Linked DNA regions of Homo sapiens: region 1 is linked to region 2. A link is a loop called in an ENCODE intact Hi-C map of the cell type or tissue named here. Cell type or tissue: heart left ventricle. All regions are shown on one strand. Each heading gives the region's core, and the rest is flanking DNA. Links, peaks and the distances in the headings are about the cores only.

Region 1 (9,807 bases), core at 921-8,920, 170 kb before region 2:
AGGTTAGTGAAGTACTCACTCTCGCTCTGCTGATGATGGGAGTAAAATTGATACATTTCTGAAAAGTAATTTGGTAATTCAGATAAAAACCTACAATAAACACTGAGATTCTAACTATTTTGAAAGCCCTACCCCGAATACTTATTTCGTAGCTATAGCATCAAATCCAAAATCTAGAATCATCTAAAGATATTAGTCATGTAATATCAAATTACTCAAAGTCGTAGTCTAAAATGCTTTGATAACAATATCTCTCAACCTTCAAGAAACGTGAACATAGCTTTTACTTGAATTAGAATATGTAGGTTATAGTACATTGCCTAAAGAAAAAAATTTAGTCTAAATTTAGTCTAAATGAGACTAAAAAAAAATTTAATCTCATTATCTTATAGTCACTCTAGATGTAAACCTCAAAACTCTTTCCTTCTGATTGTGCCACCATAACCAGCCTCCAAAGGTGGAAATGATTTCATCATCACCAGCTTAGCACACTATCCTGGACAGGCCATTTCTAAGCCCATTAGAAACATACACTTGCCAAAGGCAGATATAATTTTCCACACTTTCATAGTGGATACAGGTAGGACCAGATTTGAAGTTGGAGCTTTTCGCTTAGGTGGGTTATATTTTAATTAAGAAGGTCATTATGAAATTCCACTAGGTCAAATGTTTCTAGAATATTGTCCCAGTATCTCTTGCTAATTTCATTATAGTTAAACATTTGTTGAAATAGAATTGGTTGTGAAGAGCACAAACCCATGTGAGAGTAATTATTCTTGTAGAGAATCTCTACAGATTTGCTGAGATTTTCTCTTTAGCAGAGCTCAGATATCTTCAGTTTGCCAAGTTAATGCAGAGATTCTTTTCCAGCTCATTAAGTTAGAAAAGATATTTCTCTTTTATACCCATGTAAATGTGTTATCTGAAGCATCACATTCATAAATGAGAGAATAGACTTGTAATTTAAATGGTCATAACCTAGGGTTTAAACAATCCCCTATTGTCTGTTTCTGCATAGAGCCAAGAAGACAAGTTTTGCCTCCTTAACAGACAAGATGATTTCAGGATCTGAACCAAAATTTTCAATTTGTCTGGTTTTTTTTTTTCCCCCTCCCTCTGTCCTGCACAGGGCCAGGCACACAAAGCCAATCACTTTTTGTGTCAAGTAATATTGGTGATTTTCTGTACTCCATAATTGGGGTTATAAATATAATCCAAGTTATATTATATGACTACTTATACTTTTGTTAATTGTATGTACTTGTTGGTTTCGGGTGCCAGAAATAATCCAACTCTAACAAGTTCAGACAAAAAGAAAATCTACTGGAAGAGCAGAAGGGTATCTATAAAATCAGAAAAAGAATTGAAAAAGCAAAAATGCAAGCAGGACAAGGGTGCAATCGGGCTCAAGGGCAACTGGAACCAGGGACTGAAATGCTACCTGGTGTTTCTCCCTCTCTCTCCCACCCTTCTCTCTTTTTCTCTTTTCCAGACCAGCAGAAAATGTGCCCCCTTTCCCTTACCAAAAAATAAAAAGCTTCCAAACCTCACTCTCACAGCTTCTGTCACCACAGAGGAGCTGGCTTCTTGCTAGTTACAGTTCAGAAAAGTCTTGGGGAAAGACAATGATTGGTTTAGCTAGTCAGGGCCCCCCATCCTTGAACCAATCAGAAGGCCAGGAGGAATGTTCCCATGGTATAAATCACTAGATCTCAGAGACTGGTAAATACAGTAGTCCTCGTGGATAAGGAAGATATGTTCCAAGACCCCCAGTCGTTGCCTGGACTCAAGAATAGTACCAAACCGTGTATATGCTTATGTGTTTTTCTATACATACATACCTATGAAAAAAGTTTAATTTTTATTAATAAATTAGGCACTATCAGAGATTAACAATAACTCATAATAAAATGGAACACTTATAACAAAATACTGTAATAAAAGTAAGTGAATGTGCTTCCCCCTCCCCCAACCCACTACCACCCACCCCCAGGCCAAATAACTTAATATTTTTGGACCGAGGTTAACTGAGGGTAACTTAAACTTCAATAAGTGAAACAGAGAATACGGGAGACTACTGTGAACAAAGCCGCCACCCAAAAGAGGTTCCACTACAGGGTCTTTTTAGATTTGCTGTCTGTCGCCCAGGCTGGAGTGCAGTGGCGCCATCTTGGCTCACTGCAACCTCTGCCTCCCAGGTTCAAGTGATTCTCCTGCCTCAGACTCCTGAGTAGCTGGGATTACAGGCACACACCACCATGCCCAGCTAATTTTTGTATTTTAAATAGAGATGGAGTTTCACCATGTTGGCCAGGCTGGTCTCGAACTCCTGACCTCATGATCTGCCCGCCTCGGCCTCCCAAAATGCTGGGATTACAGGCATGAGCCACCACGCCCAGCCTAGATTTGCTTTTGAAAGCTCTGCCCAGTATTTCTATAGCCTGTCACAAGGCACAGCGACACTTGTTAACAATAAAATAGTGAAAAAATTTTCAAACAAGACTTAGAGAAGAAAATTAAGATCACCCACAATCTCATCACCCAAATATAAGCACTATTTACATTTTAGTGCATATCCTTCCAGTCTGTTCCATGTGCGTATATCCTTTTCTATACATATAATATCATTGAGATCATGTTAAATATAAAACTCTACATACCACCATTCACTTAATATGTAAAAAGAATACTCAATAACATTTTATACTTATAAATCTCTATATCAGGGAAGCTGTGACATCAGAATATCTGTGAACTTCTTGAATTTGTGTAGAGAATCATAAAGGTATAAGCATATTGGTATGTACTTCTTTTGGGAAGGGGGTCCATATTTTCATCAGATTCTCAAAATGGTCTGTTACCAAAGAAAAAGGTTAAACACTACAGCATTTAAGTTTTCAAAGCACTTTCACATAAATTACAATACATTCACAGCTGCTACATATTTAATATTTTACTTTTAACTGATCTCAGGTGACATTTAAAGGTTCATTGACACAAGGCAAACCGTACCTTGCAAATACATGCACTTGAACCACAAATGCTCAAGCCAGACCCTTAGCTTGTGGGTGAGCCGTCCCGTTCCCCAGCCTCCCATCACAGGAAAGCTCCCTTAACCTCACATCATGCCTCACTCTTGTGAAATGGTTAAAACAGCTTACAAAGGCGTGGATAGAGCTGACCCAACCAGTTTAGCCCAGAGCTGTTCCACTGCCTCAATCACTAGGGCTCCTGGACAGAGCTTGATTTTAGGGCAAGACTATTCAGATCATTTAAACCCAAAATTGGATCTCTCAGGCAAATTATTGATTCACCTATATAAATTAAACTAAGTCAGCTATTATTCGAGTCTCGCTTCCATAATGAATTGTACACAACTTCAGTGGACTCCACCCTTCAGAGCCCTCCTTGAGTCTGTTCTGGTTACATTTATTTAACGGTGACAAAGTTTCCTTTCCACTTTGTGCAGCATAGCTCTCTTCTCTCCACTTCACAGAAGTCACGTTCTCTGTCCCTCGGCACACGCTTGTATCTTAATCTTTATTTTTCCAACTCAGTTGTGGAATTCCACCAGGAAAACCCTTTCTTGCTCAAGAAGAACTGCGGGTACAATTTCAGCTCACCTTGGGTCTGTGTTGCCCCAGGGAGCCCAGGCTGAGGGTGAACAAGCTGCAGCTGCCACTTGAACAGCGCTTTCTCAGGTCTTGAGCCGCTTTGCGTCATCTCTGTTGCTTCAGTGCCTCCAGAAGCCCCTTGGTGCTCCCCCCAAGGGTAGCGCTCACCACGCTACATTGTAAATGCTCATTTAACCATTGTCTCACCCCCCAGACCACACCCTCTGTGAGGGCAACACCTTGTCTTGTTCACTGCAGTGTCCACGGCACTTAAATGCAGCACTCAGAATGAAGGAGTGAACAAATGAGCCAATGGGTGAGTGGCTGAATGAATGCAGTGAACTAATTCTTTTTCACTGAGCAAAGGAAGGCGGAGAACTTGGAGTGAGAAACAGGAGGGCAGAGTAAACAGGAGAGATAGAGAAAGAAAGTGACAGAGACTTGCCACCTCTGGGAAACCAACACTAGTGGCCCAACATGACCAGAATCCCCCTGGTCAGCTTCTAAGGAACGCTCTATGGGTGTTTTATGTAAACATTTCACATGGCTCACGCCTGTAATCCCAGCACTTTGGGAGACCAAGGCGAGAGGATCACCTGAGGTCAAGAGTTCGAGACCAGCCTGGCCAACGTGGTGAAACCTCATCTCTACTAAAAAATACAAAAATAATTAGCTGAGTGTGGTGGTGTGCCCCTGTAGTCCCAGCTACTCTGGGAGGCTGAGGCAGGAGAATCACTTAACCCAGTAGGCGGAGGTTGCAGTGAGCCGAGATCGCGCCATTGCACTCCAGCCTGGGCGACAGAGGGCGACTCCGTCTCAAAAAAACATTTAAAAAATCTAAAAAATAATAATAAGTGAAGAGGGAAAATCATTCAATATAAGAATCCCCCTCTAAAGGAGCCAAGCAGGTAGGTCTAATAATTCAGACTGTTCCTCTGCTCCATGGTGTGTGGAATGATTTACTGCATCCATAAAGGAAATTGCAGGACTTAGAGCTGAGAGACACTCCGGAGGCCCTGAAACTGGTATGGCGCAGACACAGAGCTGTGTCTGAAGATGTGGCTCCCGGGACTGGAGGGTCTGCAGCTGCCCTGAGCCCACAGGTGACGGTGTTCAAAAGAGGAGCGGCATCAGCAGTGGCTCTGTCCCACGGCTGATTAACGCAACGGAATGTACAGTCAGCAAGGGGGTGCTGCCTGTCAGGCTGTGGACTTACTGTCTGTCCCAGACTGGCTTTGTTCAAGTTTAAGGGCATTGTAATATTTAATATGGCCTGTAGCAATTTCATACCATTTGTAAAAATCATGAGACTATTTAATATAGAAAAAATATGTTCAAGCTTCCACCTAGAAAAATAACTGTGTATAGAACAGAATAAAAATGAGTTCAGAAGAATATTAGCTGATTAACACATTCTATTGAGTTAAGAAACTAGAACCCAGATATACGGGCACAACCAGGAAGGAAAGTGGGAATCTTAAAGGAAGAAGAAGCTTCAGATTAGAGAAGAGATGACCTTTGACTAAGAAGTCCCTAGTAGTCGTACTTAAAGCTTATCACCAAACTCGAACCAATTGTACAGTGTCAGTTAGTAAATCCTAAATCGAATGATCAGCATGTTACCTAGGACACGGCTGCGGCCCTGCGTTCCAGTCGCTATGCTATTCTTTCGCTGTGATGAGTTACTCTGTGTAAAGCAGGGGTCCCAGACTTTTGATTTATGAACCAAGAAAAAAAAATTAATAGAAACATGGAACCAAAATAGGACTGTCAGCTTCCTTTCCCCATTGGTCAAGTAAAAATATGAAGCAAAAAAAGGAAGAGGAGAGAAGGGAATTACTATCTACCGTCACCATGATTTGGGGCAAAGAATAGACATTTTCACATTAAAAAACTAAGACCATAATCTCCAAATTTAAAAAGATGTGATTTTGTATTTAAGAAAACAGTCATTCATTGTTCTTTTCTCACAGGCAGGCTTTGGGGAACCAGGGGATGGAAGAGTGGAGAAGAATACGGGCTTTGTAGTAACACAGTTCAAATATCAATCCTGCCACCTATTAACGAGGGCAGGTAACTTCAGGTTCCTGAGACCTAGGATCTGTCTTCTGTGAAAGAGGCATATGTACTTCACAGGTAATTGTGAGAAGGAACTGAGACAGATACATTAAGGCATAATAAATGCTAGCACTTTCTTCTGGTGAGGATTTTTGGCCGTCAAGACTAGATGTGTGGTGTTTGGAGACATGGGGAGAGAGAAGGCCTCACTCTCAGTACCCTGCTCCCCAGTGTGAAGGCTCACCTCTTTTGAATCACAAACTCTGCTCAGGCCTGGGTTTTGTGGAGTCTTGTCCTCTTCCTCCCTGTTAGAGAGTCTAATTTAAACCTGATCTCACCTGGCTAAAGAAGATACCTGAAGAGGAGAGTTAAGGGGGAGAGGGGCCCTCTGCATCCTCCCATCCTCAGTTCTCCTTGGCCTGGCCAGGAACTGCTAGGACACCCATCATTTTGATTTAGAATAAAACTGATTTGCCTGTCGGCTATCAAGACAGATGGAGTAAGGTTTGCCAAAAAACAGAGAATTTGGCCGTGGCTATTTCTTATATAGACCTTTCCAGCTGCAAGATTGATATCAGAGTGTAACATGCGGCTGCAAATGTAAAGAGAGTTAGGTTTGATCACAGCCCTCCCTGTTTCCCTCCTGCAGGCAAATGACAGGCAGGTTTTTAAGGAAAAAGCTAAGGCTCTGGGTTTGAGAGTCGGACATTAAGTTAGGGACAAAATGATTTAACCTCCTCCTTGGGATATGCTGAGATACTATTCCAAATATTAATTTGCTCAGAATTCAAATTGAACTCTGCAGCTACCTCATCTGAGAGGAAAATAGAGCTCTGAGAACAAAGGCTTTTCCCAGCATCTCCTTAGGAAAACCCCCTGGACTGTCTGTCAGGAGACCCGGGCTCGAAACCATGGCTTTATTGTTCATCTTTTATGCCTCAGTTTCCCAATAGGAATATATGACTAATACTAGTGTTTTCTTTTGACAAGACTATGGTAAAGAAAGACCAAAGAAAACTATACATTTGAGAAAGTTCATAGCACTAATACAATAAGCTGTAATTTTGATTATGGTCATGTTTATGGAATTTTCAGCTTCATTCTTTCTTTTAAGGCTTAAAGTTTAAAATAAAAACACTTTAAATAAAATTTCAGGTGCAACGGCTCACATCAGTGGTCCCAGCTACTTGGGAGGCTGAGGTGGGAGGAGAGCTTGAGCCCAGGAGTTCAGGACCACCCTGAGCAACATAGAGAGACCCCATCTCAAAAAAAATAGTAAAATAAAATAAAATAAATATTGTTCAGGCCTTCAAGACCTCACTGAGAACTTAGCTTTCAGCCATGGCTTACTCAGAAGCCATCAAGGGGCTCTGGCCCCTTGGAGAGCCAGGCCACATGGGCTTCTGCCCCACCACGAATTCCAGTTCCGTAGCCTGAGGAACCTCAAGATGCATCTTAGGGTTCTTGTGTTTTCTAGAGAGCTTTATCTTTTTGTGGCCTCTACGCCCTTTGGTTCCTGCTTCTTTGGATTCAAGGTTTGGGGGAGGGCAAGTAGGGAATAGAGAATAAACAAAGACAGGCAATGCATGTTCGCTCACGCCTGTAATCTCAGCACATTGGGAGGCCAAGGCAGGCAGATCATTTGAGGTCAGGAGTTCAAGATCAGCCTGGCCAACATGGCAAAACCCCATCTCTACTAAATATACAAAAGTTAGCCAGGTGTGGTAGCGGGTGCCTGTAATCCCAGCTACTCGGGAGGCTGAGGCAGGGAGAATTGCTTGAACCTGCGAGGCGGAGGTTGCAGTGAGCCGAGATCATGCCACTGCACTCTAGCCTGGGCAACAGAGGAAGACTGTCTCAAAAAAAAGATAATAAACAAAGACAGGCTTTACAGCACATAAAACAAGCCTTCACTTGGATGGTTGGCCCCTCACCTGCCTGGCCCTTTTTCTCTTTCCTTTCTTCTCACCCTCTTCATTCATCTGCCCTCTTCTTCAGGTGTGAAACCCTCCAGTTCCCCAATGTATACTGAAGAGCATGTTTCCTTTCCTGATATCTTGCTGCTGGCTGGCATCCAAAGGTGTTGCCCATCCAAGCAGGTTTTTAAAGGAATTTTTTCAGACAAAGGAAGATCCTTCCTCAGGAGGAGTTTAGATGCCAGCTGTTAAGAGCCGTTGGGTAAAACAGTGCTGTCACCAACTGCTATGTGAATAAACCAATGCTTCTCAAAATGTGGTCCTCACACCCCAACACCAGCAGCCTCAGCATCACCTGGCCACTTACTAAAAATACAGATTTGGGCCAGGTGCAGTGGCTCACACCTGTAATCCCAGCACTTTGGGAGGCTGAGGTGGGAGGATCATGAGGCCTGGCCAATGTGGTGAAACCCCTTCTCTATTAAAAATACAAAAAATTAGCCAGGCGTGGTGGCAGGCACCTGTAATCCCAGCTACTCAGGAGTCTGAGGCAGGAGAATTGCTTAAACCCAGGAAAAGGAGGTTGCAGTGAGCCGAGACTGCACCACTGCACTCCAGCCTGGGCAACAGAGCGAGACTCCATCAAAAAAAAAAAAAAAAACAATTGGGGGACCATCAGACACTCTTGGAAGTGCAGCCCAGCAATCTGTTTTTAACAGAAGCCTCCAGGAGATTCTGATACTGGCTGAAGTGTGAGAACCACTGACCTGTCAAAGGACCAGCAGCATGTCCACCTTCCACCAGCATAGTGCCTGTGGATAGCAAAGGTTCAATAAATACTTGTTAAATAAACGAACAGGCAAACTACTGATGCCATGTGAAGAGGAAGAGGAAACAATATAAAACACAATTTCTGCTCCTGGGACTTGAAATAAGCCCAGTGAGAAAGCAATGCACAGATTTGAAGTCTTTACAGCAACAAGTCAACTTACAGATACTGAGCCTGTGTTTCTAATGATGCAGAGGAGGATACCGAGACAGTACAACTGTAATGGTGCTCAGGAGCAGAGCTGCCCTGGACACGGCTGTCAGCCCCCCAATCCCCCATCCTGTGCCCCGGGAATTCTCAGTTCCACACTCCCTCTTGAATGGTTCATGTCAGAGGATAATGAACTGCTGAATTTTATGGTTCAGACCCGAATCTGCAAGGCTCACAGGGAGAATGCAGTGTGGGCTGCAGGAGTTGTGGAACTCATGCTGAGGTTTTTTTTTGTTTGTTTTTTTTTTCAGAACAAGAAAGATCTGGATGAGCAGAGATTTATGGAATTTACTTTTCCAGTTTTGGTAGCATTCCAAAGCCTGGGGAGGAAACGTGCAGCAAGCTTTTCTTCACTGGGACTAGATTGTATTTGCCCAAAGAAGGAAGACAGATCCAATAAACCAGGCCAAGATACCTGCAGATACCCCAGGCCTAGCGTGAAACTGTGGCTGGGCTCTTGTGCTACTGCCCCTCTGCAGTAGCTCTGAAATGTGCCAGGTCTCCTCCAACCTTGATAGGAGGTTAGCCTTTCCCATCACCTTGATGCTGCTCCTGGCTTTCTCATTTCTCTCTTCTTGGGCATGACTGCCTCTCTTCCTTTGTCCATGCATTCATGGTATATTGATCATCAGCAGTAGTAAAGTCTGCCTGTGTCTTTGAGAGGTTCCTCCAGCCACAGGTCCACAGCACTGCTGGCAAAAGGCCCTCCAAGTGGTCATGACCTTGGAGTACTTGGAGTTTGGATGGAGGAGAGTGGGAGGTATGAAAAAGCCAAGTGAAACCTTGATGATTTCCCTTAAAGAAAGTAGGCTGGTGCCCAGGGGAGGGCCAAAGAAAGGAATGCTGAATTCGCTAATTCTGAAAAGAATGACTAAGCTCTAACCTACAGCACATTGCAGCCTGCAAGTGACATTTCCCGTAAAACCTCCAGCAGCTAAACCTGACACACTACGCAAATAATTTAATTAAATAAGAAAGGAAAAAAGGAAGAAAATGCCTATAGAGCTTTTCAAGAACTTGAAGTGTGACACACCCATGCAGGAGTTAAAAGTTGTCTTTCAACAGCATTATAGCTTGGTAAGCAATGGAGAACCCAACTAATCATTAATAAGTGGTTTTGTTAGAATTTTTGTTAAACTAAAGATAAATACAGTATGTTTAGCTACTGGGGTAATAACCT
Region 2 (8,000 bases), core at 1-8,000:
AAAAAAAAAAAAAAAAAAGAGGGCAGAGTTCTGTGTGCATCTTCTAAGGCTGAGCATGGGAGTCCTTGAAAGGGGACGTTGTGGTTGGTGGCCTATGGTAGATTGAGTCATTAGCATTAATGCTTATCCATCCCTATACCGATCCTGTCTTTATTTAAAAACTTTGGTATTTTGCTCATCCCAAATGTTCTGCATTAACTTTGGTTTTTAAAAATATTTTATATTAATTATTTATCTTGATTAAATATCTTGACGCCCCTTAAACTTTTCACTGAAGACAAGTATTTGCTCGTCTCACCCTAGTCTTAGTACTGCTCACACCCTTTGCCATGTGATGTTGGAGTTCCTCCACTCACCAGACAGAATATATTTCTCCTCCTTTTGACTTTGAGGTTAGTCATGTGACTGGTGTTGGCCAATAAAATGAGAAAGGATGGTGTGTCACTTCCACTTGCCCTATTTCTCTTCCACTCTTACCATGAGAAGAACTTGCCTTTGGTCCCACGAGGAGAAGCTATATGGAGCAGAGAAGGAGATTTACAGGGAGCAGAGGCAGCCCAGCCAAGCTCTATCAGGTGCACCCAGCCTAGACCAGCCAAGACACAGAGACCTGAGCTAAATCAGTACTTACTGTTGGGATTTTCTCATTGTTTGTTTCACAGAAATGGATTACACACACCAACATACCAACAAACCAACAACAATTATTTCAGCCTGGCTGGTTCGTGTAAGTTAATCCTGGTAATCCTGTTCCCTTTCCCCTTGTCAGTACTTGGCTGAGGAAGGGAGATGTCTAGGCCCATTGGGGCCAATGAAACATAAAAGAGATTTGCTGGAGTCTTCAGGATAAATTATTTCTTTCTTTTATGTGATATGCCAAGATATACTCTCTAATTCCCTTTCTTTCTTCTTTGTGAATAAGAAAGAATGTAGTTTTGGCCAGGCGCTGTGGCTCACGCCTGTAATCCCAGCACTTTGGGAGACCAAGACGGGCGGATCACTTGAGGTCAGGAGTTTGAGACCAGCCTGGCCAACACAGTGAAACCCCATCTCTGCTAGAAACCACACAACCATCAAAAATTAGCCGGGCGTGGTGGCACAAGCCTGTAATCCCAGCTACTCGTAGAAGAATCACTTGAACCTGGGAGGTGGAGGTTGCAGTGAGCCAAGATCGCACCACTGCACTCCAGCCTGGGTGACAGAGCAAGACTGTCTCAAAAAAAAAAAAAAAAAAAAAGAAAGCCAGGCATGATGGCTCACGCTTGTAATCCTAGCACTTTGGGAGGCTGAGAGGGGCGGATCGCAAAGTCAAGAGATCGAGCCCATCCTGGCTAACATGGTGAAACCCCGTCTCTGCTAAAAATACAAAAATTAGCTGGGCTTGGTGGAGCACGCCTGTAATCCTAGCCACTCAGGAGGCTGAGGCAGGAGAATTGCTTGAACCTAGGAGGCAGAGGTTGCAGTGAGCCAAGATTGCACCACTGCCTTCCAGCCTGGGTGACAGAGAGAGACTCCATCTCGAAAGAAAGAAAGAAAGAAAGAGAAAGAAAGAAAGAAAAAGAAAGAAAGAAAGAAAGAAAGAAAGAAAGAAAGAAAGAAAGAAAGAAAGAAAGAAAGAAAGAAAAGAAAGAAAGAGAGAAAGAAAGAGGGAGAGAGGGAGGAAGGAAGGAAGGAAGGAAGGAAGGAAGGAAGGAAGGAAGGAAGGAAGGAAGGACAGGGAAGGGAAGGGAAAGGAAAGGAAAGGAAAGAAAAGGAAAGGAAAGGAAAAAGAAAAACAAAGCATGCAGTTCTGATGACCAAATACGCTCCCCCAAAGACCTCCAGGGGAATGAGCCTGAGAACAAAGTCATCTATGGAGGAGTACAGAGCTGTGGCAATCACAGGAGAGTAAGGCAGAAGGCTTGGTAGAACCATGTGAAGCCTGACCAGCCACTGGGTTTTCATGCATGTGATTTGGTGCATGTCTTTATGGTTTAAGCCAGTTTGAGTTAGCCTTCTGTTTCTTGCCACCGAAAGCACTCTCTAGCTGATTCAGGTCATATGACGACTGTTTCTGAACTCACTTCAGTACTCTCTCTCCACATTATTCCAACTTTAACAGGCAACTACTTGTGATCTGAAAGAGTGTTCAGGCATAAGGCTCATGGTCATGATTGACAGTTCCACAGTCCTTCCCTCACAGGGAGCTTCACATGGCTTTCTGCCTGCATTCCAGATGGTGTCTCTTCCTCCCTCAATGTGACCATAATTATACATGTCACTTCTCACTTTTCCCCATGATATCTCTACTTTAAACTGGACGAGAAAGAGAATAATGAAATCAGTTGAGGTATTTTCATATGATGGAACATCATAAATCCATTAAAAATAATTTATATATTAATTCAGCAAAGGTCTACTCGGCACTTACTGTGTTCCAGGGACTGTACTATAGAAAAATGCCTGATGATATGGAAAATGTTAAATGTAGGCTACACAAAATTTTAGCTATAAAATGTAACTACCGTATCTAATTTAGATGATACTTAGATGAGACTTTGGACTTTAGACCTTAAAGTTGTTGCTGGAATAAGTCAAGACTTTTGAGGTTGTTGGGATGGAATAAATGTATTTTGCATGGAAGAAGGACATGAATTTTGGGGGACCTGGGGCAAAACGTTATGGACTAATTGTTGATATCCCTTAAAATCCATGTTGAAGCCCTAACCCCCAATGTAATGGTATTTGGAGGTGGAGCCTTTGGAAGGTAATTACGTTTAGATGAGGTCATGAGGGCAGGACCCTGTGATGGGACTGGTCCCGTTAGAAGAGGGAGAGACACCAGAGCTCATTCTCTCCATCAGGAGAGGACATAGCAAGAAGTCTGCAAGCCAGGAAGAGGCCCTCACCAGGAGATGAATCTGCCTGCATCTTGATCTTGAACCTCCCAGCCTCCAGAACTGTGAGAAATAAATGTTTGTTGATTAAGGAAACAAATAAAACATAATTACAATACAATCAAATATATGAAAAAGGAGTGTGTATGTGTGTTTCTGCGTGTGTATACCTACAAAGAAAATAAGACTAAAAAACTATTCTAAAAATATTCATAAGAGTTATCTCTGAATTTTGGCAGAATGTGCAATTTGCTGCTTCTTTGTATTTTTCCAGATTTATCATATCTTCTATAATTAACATGTTACTTCTGTAAATAGGAAAAATATGCAACAAAAGAAATTATGCTAGTGTCTTTGATAAATCTAATAAATCTGGAAGTGTTTGTATTCTAGATTGATTAGCTATTATAATTATGTGATTTCTTTCTTCTTTCAATGGGCCTTGATGTTTAACATATATTTACACAAAATTGCTATGTATATGAGCTAGAGAGGAGTATTTTTAAGTAATCAAGAAGTCATATTTACATTTAGAATTGCCTCTCTTTTCATGCCAGATGTAAAATTTGGAAAGAGAAAGAAGAACCAGGCAGTCGTTGCAGACCATATATACAACTGAGTCCTCCTCAAAAACCTCTCAGTATACTTCCAAGAGGGCAGGAAAAAGGAGAAAAAGAGAGAGCATGTCATGAGACCCAGTTCTCTGGGGGCTCAAGAATGAGTTAAACTAACTCCTTCCACCCTGCTAGCAGGGAAGAGTTGATTGTACCTTCAAGCCTCTGATCAACCAGTATGTGAAAACCCACATACTGAGACACTTCCAGAAAAGAACTGGTTACTATTAAAAAGAAGGAAAGTTAATTTTAAAAAAAGGAAGTGAAAAGGAAGAGGAAACATTTTACAGTTTTCATTGCAAAATGACAATACAATAATTCATCTTAAAATATTATATAATAACTTCATCTCAAAACAATAACACAGTAATTCTGTTGTACTACTAGAGGGCATTGGAGTAAAGGAAATATATTAGAATTGTATGGGTGGAATGTATACTTGCATATAGAATTTAATATTTATAAACTATATAAATTCAGAATTATAAACTATATTAATTTTGCTTCCTCTTTGATAAAACTCTTTCATACACATCATTGCATTAGATTCTCACAACCTCCTTTATGTGGTACTTAACACAAATGTTCTCCCCTTTCTTTATATGAAGAAGAGACCCATGGAGGCAGGGTAGTATTCAAGCCCAAGTCTTATGTGGTCAGGGGAAAACTCGAATATATTATTCATGCTGATGAGATACAGAAATATCTCATTTGCCTTCTTTTTAATATGTTTATTGCACTAGAAAAATTGATTACGCTGGATAAAATTTTCCACACATGGAAAAGCACCCAGTACAGTTCCTGCATTTGGTGGATGTTCCCAAAATATAAGATGACTGACATGTACTTGATCTTAATAAGGAACAGACTTCTTTAGAAAATTACAGCCTTTATATTAGAGTTTTCATTACTCTTTGCTTTGCTCAAAACTCGCCTACATGCTACTGAAGGATTTCATCCCAGGGGATAAAAAACTTTGTCTCAAATATCAGAGGACTTGAGGTCAAAAGCTCCTAAAGGTAGCAATTTATCTCTTTCTTTATAATTAAGTCAGTTTAAATTAATTTGGACCATAGTTCTAAAGAAAACCAATCTGATCCCAAACATTTCACGTGTAAAATGAAAAAGAATAAAGCTAGAAACCACACAACCATCTAAAATTTTTCCTGCTAAGAAAATTGCCACAGTCAGAGTGGTTGGTTAGCTGCTGAAAAACAAGCTGGGTTGCGCTTAGTGAAGATTGAATCTTCCTTTCAACAGACATTGTCTCTGGCTGTGAGGTTCACATCTTACAACACCCAGTAAGCACGTCCACGGAAAGTAAAAAGTTCAATAAATCATTCAGATGGTTTCAAATACTCAAAATACATGCACTCAGGAGGATCCACTGTCTTGGCAGCTGTGTGAATTTTTCACATTTCTACCTGATAAAGTTCTTGGGGAAAAGTTTCCTCTTCTCTGGGAACCTGGGAACATGGTATTCTGCACCCACCTGTGTGTGGAATAGGCATAAATTTGTCTGCCAGATGGGGAAAAACCTTCTAGAAACTAAGATCCATGTTTCTTTAAAATGACTCTGCTTTTTCCCCACTGAGACCCTCAGTGTATGGACCGAATGCAGCTGAAGTAGGGTGGCCTGCCAGGCTTTCAGGGAGCTTCCAGACTGGGCAAGTCAGGGTGGCCCATGAACCCCTGGCCTCAGAATCTTGTCAGTGATGTCAATAATTAGAATTATGCCAATAATAATGTCAGTAATGCTAATAATAATAGTGCTTGTCAATAATGCAGATCCTTGGGGCTCATCTCAGACCTTCCCAATCAGAATCTCTGGGGGCAGAGTCTTGGAGTCTGCATTTTAACAAGCTCCCCTGATAACTCCCCTAAAATCTGGGCAGCACTGATCTCATAGCTCCTGGGGGAGCAAGACAAGCACAAGCGAGGGCAAGTGAATGCAACTCTAAGAAAGAGCACTGGCTCCATCCAAGCGGACAGATCAACGACGGGTACACAGACTGGTCAGGAAAAAAATGCTAGACAGAGAGAAGTTCAAACAGTGGGGAGTGACGAAGAAGCAAGCTTTTGCCCACATGAGAGAAAGTGTAGCTCCCCATCCAGTCCACGCTACTATAGCAACTAGGGAAGTTGAGATAGCAGAGGGAGAACTGCAGCAGCTGTGTTTGTGGCTAGGCCCGCTGGTCTGGATGCGGCCTGGGATTTGCCCCTTCTCCAGCTAGAGAGTCTGGGGATCCCACAGGAGCAGTAAGGCCACACAGCGGTGTTGTGCACATGAACCGAAGGCAGTGAGTCTCTACTCTAGTGGTGAGCCCATTAGTGTTTAACAATGGGCTCTCCAGGGGAAAATAAAACCCTGACTTACAGCATTTGCCGCTTTCTATGGTGTAAATACTCCCACCATGGCTAATTTCAAGTCATTCAGTGATGTCACTGAACATGAACTTAGGAAAATATAGACACACAATGGCTCTCACATGCCAGAGTGAGCCCCCTCCAGTGCATGACTGCCTACACACACACACACACACACACACACACACACACACACTTCTCACATAAATACACTTTTACTTTTGTATGATTCTGTCCTATACCTAAGGGAAGAAGACTGTTCCTCCTGTCCAGTAACTGAACATACAACTATTCTTTGCTGATCATGCATTTGCTCAGAAGCATCCATTTTTATACAAAAGATAATTTTTCCCTGAGTTAAGTAAAAAGTTTTGCATTGAGAAAATGTTAATCACTGTTAACCTATCTCTTTTCAGTCTGATAAAGAAATTACCATATGCCTATATAGTATATCAGCAGATTAGTTTCTCTCCCTTCCCAAAAGACATTCACATCCTAATCACCAGAACGTGTGAATACATCATGTGACATGGCAAAGGGAAATTAAGGTTGAAGGTGGAAGCAAGCTACTGATCAGCTGACTTTAAAGTAGGGAGATTATTCTGGATGATTCTGGACCAGTGTTAGCACAGAGGTTCAGCAGGGTTGGTGTCAGAGTTATGGGATGTGAATAAGGTTCTACAACCCACTGCTGGCTTTGAAAATGGAGGAAAGGGCCACAAACCAAAGAATGAGGGTCACCTCTAGACGCTAGAAAGGGCAAGAAAACACTCTCTCCCAGGGCCTCCAGAAAGGAACACAATGCTGTCAACCCCTTGATTTTAGCTCAGTGAGAGCCACTTTAGACTTCTGACTTCCAGAACTGTGGGATAATAAACTGGTGTTGTTCTAAGACACTAAGTTTGTGGTCATTTTCGACAGTAACAATAGGAAACTAATGGAGGATGTTTTTCAGGGAAGTGGCAAAACAAAGCAAGAAAAATATATAACTAGAAAGCCATAAATGGCCCTAGAAATGCTGACCACATCTGTTCACAGTGCAGACATAGAAAGGCTGCCTATAGCACGCTCCCTCTACACACACACACACACACACACACACACACACACACACATACACACAATCTGGGAGAGGGCTCTGCAAAGCCTAGGGAAGCAGTTTGAGTCTCACTGAGAAACATATAGATGTTAGGGGGCTTATATCTGTCACTTTGTCCCAACTCTTCTGTCAGAATGTTCCATCTCCACATCACCTAATTTAAATACATTGAAACAAGATCCTCACTGTGAAATTAATACCTGCACCATTGGTCAGAACTGGCATTTAGCATTGCCCAACCTGGACAAAGGCAGGATATTCAGGAATCTCCAGAAGAATTAGACATCCTGTCTTATAGATGCTTATTCATAAAAGAGTGGGGAGAGCCTGAAGGTGTAAAATGTGTTATTTGCCACCTTTAAAACTTCTCCATGGTGCTGAGAGGTCCATCAGTCAAACTGCCACATTTTACAGATGAGGAATAAGAGACATGATACAAGTGGCCCAAAGCCACCCCTTCCACTCATCAGTGTCAGAGCCGGGACATAGCCTGGCCCCTCCCCTTGGTTCCTCCACTGTAGCCCATGACAGGGATTCTGTGAAAGAAGAAGTAAGACTTCATTCTATAGTCAAGAGTCAAATAGATGCTGACCATTTAAAAAAATACATGTGAGTAATATAAGACTACCAGCCCCCTTTCCCCTGACTTTTGCCTCATTATCTGCCCTCTTTCTCAATCATCCCCAAGAGGAAGTACCAAGATGGCTTTCAAATGTGAGCATTGGCCAGGCCACGCTTGTTCTGGGAAGGGATAGTTGGATTTTAAAATATCACACATGGCCACTGTTCATTATCTTTCATTTCCATGTAAAGGGAGAGGTAAACCGGCTCAGGCACCACCTCATCAGGACAGCCCCTGGCATCACTCTCCTTTGCCTGACAATTCCAGTCATGGTGCAGGTAGCTGGCCAGGTGACCGTAACATCCAAGAAGTGGGTTTGGAACGGGAGGAGAGAGGTTGAGCTGAAAGCCTGACCCACCGCGTGCTCCAGCGCAGCCTTCTCAGGGTTCGGCTTTGGAGTGGGGAGTGCGGTACAAGGCCTT

The links. Peaks named below come from ENCODE experiments on the same cell type or tissue, not always from the same donor. Only the 100,000 strongest peaks of a DNase experiment are listed, where the experiment ranks them.
Region 1: a loop joins it to region 2, with 12 times the contacts of the local background. A loop is called at or near these places in 4 of 110 quality-filtered maps.

The regions. Positions count from the first base shown.
Region 1 is chr6:149,084,923-149,094,729 of GRCh38, forward strand. No RefSeq gene overlaps it. Among named protein-coding and RNA genes, the nearest start is that of UST-AS2, 57 kb to the left of the region's middle. In heart left ventricle, for the core only: no CTCF peak of the experiment used is centred there; no DNase peak of the experiment used is centred there; H3K27me3 peaks cover 1,637 bases.
Region 2 is chr6:149,252,402-149,260,401 of GRCh38, forward strand. It overlaps TAB2-AS1 (TAB2 antisense RNA 1), which reads right to left and starts at 5,150. Exons shown (of 3, transcript NR_149096.1): 1 at 4,983-5,150. It also overlaps a transcript of TAB2 not described here. RefSeq lists a silencer at 2,098-2,298. In heart left ventricle, for the core only: no CTCF peak of the experiment used is centred there; a DNase peak (open chromatin) is centred at 7,450.